2 separate regions of the Homo sapiens genome follow, and region 1 is linked to region 2. A link is an interaction called in ENCODE POLR2A ChIA-PET data of the cell type or tissue named here. Cell type or tissue: OCI-LY7. All regions are shown on one strand. Region 1 overlaps MIGA1 (mitoguardin 1). Region 2 overlaps ZZZ3 (zinc finger ZZ-type containing 3).

Evidence for each region. ChIA-PET counts read pairs that join two places held together with the same protein. Peaks named below come from ENCODE experiments on the same cell type or tissue, not always from the same donor. Only the 100,000 strongest peaks of a DNase experiment are listed, where the experiment ranks them.
Region 1: POLR2A ChIA-PET joins it to region 2 with 13 read pairs; 2 of 35 experiments call an interaction of 5 or more read pairs at or near these places.

What each region holds. Positions count from the first base shown.
Region 1 is chr1:77,819,520-77,822,019 of GRCh38, reverse strand. The region is part of intron 7 of MIGA1 (mitoguardin 1); the gene reads right to left. Among named protein-coding and RNA genes, the nearest start is that of MIGA1, 41 kb to the right of the region's middle. In OCI-LY7, no CTCF peak of the experiment used is centred here; no DNase peak of the experiment used is centred here.
Region 2 is chr1:77,669,170-77,671,669 of GRCh38, reverse strand. All of the region lies in intron 1 of ZZZ3 (zinc finger ZZ-type containing 3), which reads left to right. Among named protein-coding and RNA genes, the nearest start is that of ZZZ3, 12 kb to the left of the region's middle. In OCI-LY7, no CTCF peak of the experiment used is centred here; a DNase peak (open chromatin) is centred at 1,109; H3K4me3 peaks cover 558 bases; H3K27ac peaks cover 1,147 bases.

The DNA of each region.
Region 1 (2,500 bases), 150 kb before region 2:
GTTCTAGCCTTTTAGCAAACTTCAAATATGCAACACAGTATTATTAACTACTGTCACCATGCTATACATTAGATCTCCAGAATTTATTCATCTTGAATAACTGAAGCTTACAAAGTATCTTAATAATTATTTGTGACCTAAGGAAATTTGACAGTGTCATGCCTCAGGTCTCTGACTCTGACACTATCCATTTTAGCAATTTTTATTAATGATTTCAATGACAGCACTCATTACCAACTATACAAAACTAACCAAATTAGAGAATGATACAAAGTTGAGAAGAATAATTAATACGTTAGATGTCAAATCAAAATCTAAAACTATTTGGCCAGGCGCGGTGGCTCACAACTGTAATCCCAGCACTTTGGGGGGCGGAGGCGGGCGGATCACCTGAGGTGGGAGCTCAAGAGCAACCTGACCAACATGGAGAAACCCTGTCTCTACTAAAAATACAAAATTAGCCAGGCATGGTGGTGCATGCCTGTAATCCCAACTACTCAGGAGGCTGAGGCAAGAGAATCGCTTGAACCCAGGAGGCAGAGATTGCGGTGAGCTGAGATGAGATCGTACCATTGTTCTCCAGCCTGCGCAACAAGAGCGAAATTCCATCTCAAAAAAAAAAAAAAAAATCTAAAACTATTTAACAATTCAGAATGATGACTCAGAACTAACAATTTAGTAAGAATAATAAATACAGTACCTATACCCTTGGTCCAAAAGAACAACTGCACAGGAATAAATGAGGGAAGATGTGGCTTAATGGTAAGAAACTAACAATAACAAAGAACTTAGAAATTTTAGTTAACCATAAGTTCACCAAAAGCCAATGTAAACCTTAGACTCTATTATTATAATGTCCAGAATTTATTATCTTTTTTTTTTTTTTAAGACGGAGTCTCACTTTGTCGCCCAGTCTGGAGTGCAATGGCACAATCTTGGCTCCCTGCAACCTCCACCTCCCAGCTTCAGGTGATTCTCCTGCCTCAGCCTCCCAAGTAGCTGGGATTACAGGCATCCGCCACCACACCCAGCTAATTTTTGTATTTTTAGTAGAGACGAGGTTTCACCAGGTTGGCCAGGCTGGTCTTGAACTCCTGACCTCAGGTGAGCCACCTGCCTCAGCCTCCCAAAGTGCTGGGATTACAGGCATGAGCCACCATGCCTGGCCTAATGTCCAGAATTTATAGTTCAACATGGTAGGCAAATTACCTTCTAGTTCAAGAAGGTACTTCTCTTTCCTCCCAAAGGCCCATTGAGAAGGACAGAAGAAATTTTTTTTAATGGAGTAAAGTATAGCATCACTGGAAAACATGAATAGGATATCAGTGGACCAGAAATTTTAAAGAACGTCTTGAAATTGGCAAATACAGGATCAGAAAGGTAGAATAAGAACAACAACAACAACAAAAACGACAGCCTAAGATTCTAGAGGTAAAATGATGGTCTTCCTGAGTGTCCTAGAGAAGTTCCAAATTCCGAGCCAATACACATTGTTACCCTGTTCCTAGAACTTTCATTTAATCCTCAGTTTATAAAATTGGTACTCTATATGTTAATTTTTCAGAAGAGGAAGCCAAGGCTTAGACAGGTTTTATAATCACACAGATAAATGGAAATGTCAGGAGTTGAACCCAGTTAGTCTGCATCCACAGTCTGTACTTTTAGTTATTATACAGATGTAGGATAATCCGTCAGAGTAACTCATTAGCACTACACTAAGTTCAGGGTCACAGTCAGGCCCTCTGTCTCACATAGCTTGCCTCTTTTGTTCTTGGATTAAACCTTGACAATTTCTTTCTACAAAATGTGTGAAATCTGCCTAGAAAGCCTGAGAAAGGAAGAAAGACACATGAGCTAACTACAGATCACCACATGAGTATAGAGGAAGAAAAATTAAAAAAAAAAAAAAAAAAGATCTACACAAAAGCATACCACCACCAGAAATAAAAGTCTCCTTACTCTGTCAGCTGTGGAATTTCCAGGCTGCCTGCTCTAAGCTGACCTTTCCTACAGGGAATTTTGGGTATAGGCATACTTTGTCCACAAAAAGTTCACAGTTAATCCTCCCATTCAAGGAAGACGTCTGTCCTATAAGTGGTAAGTCAATACAGCATGGTGATTAAGAGAATGGACTGTGTGACTGGGCACAGTGGCTCATACCTGTAATCCAGGCAGTATGGAAGGCCGAGTTGGGTGGATCATTTGAGCCAAGGAGTTTGAGACCAGCCTGGGTAACACGGCAAAACCTCACCTCTACCCAAAATAAAAATTAGCCAGGTATGGTGGCAAGTGCCTGTAGTCCCAGCTACTTGGGAGGCTAAGGTGAGAGGATCGCTTGAGCCCAGGAGGCAGAGGTTGTACTGCGTCAAGATCGAGCCACTGCACTCCAGCCTGGGCAACACAGCCAGACCCTCTCTCTCAAAAAAATAAAGAATAGGCCAGGCGCAGTGGTTCACCCCTGTAATCCCAGCACTTTGGGAGGCCAAGGTGGGTGGATCAC
Region 2 (2,500 bases):
ATTCATTATCATTAGTACTCCCTACAACCTTATACAGAGGGTTACTGTAACCCTCATTCTATAAATAAGCAAATCAAAGCAGAGGGGTTTCATATCTTGCTCGGTGTCACACAGGTGCTAAATGGAGGGTTTGGGATTTGAACCTAAGCACTCAAACTGTGGAGTTTTGGAGTTTGAGGTGCTATCTTCATATGTATCTTCAGTACTGTTTGTGTGCATGTATGTCCTTCCTTGTTTCAGTGCCATAGATTATATTCTAATGAATTTTTTTGGTATCACATTTTACAGTGACATTTGAATTTTCTTTCAAGTCTCATATTCATCAGAACAATCAGAAGTGGAAATAGCTGTGGTTTGAATACTTTGATCTTGTCTACCTAAATAACAGGCTTTCTAAAAGAAAATAATGTTTATTTGGGAATAGGGCTTTGCAGTGGGAATTCTGTTGTTACAGTAAACCATGTGCATATACAGGGAGGTAAAAGAAGACCAAAGTTTTTAAAGGAAAAATGAGGAGGATTTCATAATTATTTTGAGATAATTATTCTTGGCTACAAGGGTCAATAAAGTGCCTCCATTCTGAGGTTGGACCGGCAGTTGCTGGCAGATGTCCTCACAGAAGTTTTTTTTTTTTTAAAAAAAACAACCCCCACCACCCCCCCAAAAAAACAGTGTTACTGTGTTGCCCAGGCTAGATGTAAACTCCTGGGTTCAAGCAATCTTCCTGCTTCTTGGGTAGCTGGGATTATAGGTGTGTATGTACCATGCACCTGGCTTGTTTTTGTTTCACGTTTTGTATAAGGTTGTAGTTTTTGCAGAGTCTTTTGTGATAGTTTTTATCATGCATACCCGCATGACAGCCCTTCCTTCATAGCCTTCCCTGGCTGTTTGTCAGGGTGTTTTTTTTTTGTTTTGTTTTGTTTAAAAAAAAACAGAACAAACACTACTACTACTCCAGTTTGATTCTGATAACTTTCATATAAGTCTGTTCATCAAGGTGTTGTTATCCATCCAAACTCTTTGTTGCCTTAATAGATTTTGTTTTTGTGTGTAATTTCAGTAAGGCAGCTCTTACTGGTTAATGTTTCTGGTAAAAATTTGCATGCTAGGCCAGGTGCAGTGGCTCATCATGCCTGTAAACCCAGCACTTTGAGAGGCCGAGGTGGGCGGATCATCTGAGGTCAGGAGTTCGAGACCAGCCCAGTCAACATGGCGAAACCCCATCTCTACTAAAACAAAAAATTAGCCAGGCATGCTGGAGTGTGCCTGTAGTCCCAGCTACTCGGTGAGGCTGAGGCAGGAGAATCGCTTGAACCCAGGAGGCGGAAGTTGCAGTGAACCGAGATCATGCCATTGCACTCCAGCCTGGGTGACAGAGCGAGACTCTGCCCCCCCCCAAAAAAAAAAAAATTGCATGTTGTATGTTCAAGGACAGTACTGGTTTATTAAAGAGGACAACAATGCAATTCAGTATCTGGAGGCTCCCATGTACTAAAATTATGCTTTGGAGTTTAATTCAAGTAAAACATGGAGATTTGCTTGATAATAGACCTAAATGCTGGTGTTAATTTCAAGGGAGTAATATGGGGGGGGGGGGTCACAATATTTATTATATTAATAGGTTTTTTGGGGGAATTTGTTAGTCATATTAATTCTTTTTAAGTGCACAATTCAGTGCTTTTTAGTAAAATTACAGTGCCATGCAACTATTACCTCAATCCCGTTTTAGAACATTTCTGTCACACCAAAATGATCTCTTTTACCTGTTTTAAGTCATTCCCACCTTCAGCCTATTACAGTTTTCTTTTCTTTTTTTTTTAAATCAGCTGGTGCATTTTAGAAGTTCTTAGTAATAAAACCAACCTATAGACTTTAATCTATAAACCTTTTTAAACTTTTAAGAAACGGAGAGGCCGGGGCGCAGTGGCTCACGCCTGTAATAGTAGCTCTTTGGGAGGCTGAAGTGGGTGCATCGCCTGAGGTTGGGAGTTCAAGACCAGCCTGGCCAACATGGACAAACCCCCTCTCTACTAAAAATACAAACATTAGCCAGGTATGGTGGTGGGTGCCTGTAATTCCAGCTACTCTGGAGGCTGTGGCAGGAGAATCGCTTGAACCCAGAGGGGCGGAGGTTGCAGTGAGCTGAGATTGCGCCTGTTCACTCCAGCCTGGGCAACTGAGCGAGACGCCATCTCAAAAAAAAAAAAAAAAAAAACTGAGAAAGAAAGTTTAATGGTATTCTAGCTCTTAATTTCTGTTCATTTAACATCAGTTTAATTTGTTGATAGGATTAAAGTGATGTGAACAGTAGTGTTTAGGGCTAGGAAATGTTCTTTCATTCACTTAATGGACCATTCACAATCTATGTAATGTATGAAGAGGAAATGGGGAGAAGAGAAAGAGAAGATAAGAGAAACTTGATATCTATAGTTCCATGATGATACTGACAACCTCAGAGTTCTTGTCTGTGGTGGTTATTTGGATTCTGGAAAACTACTGT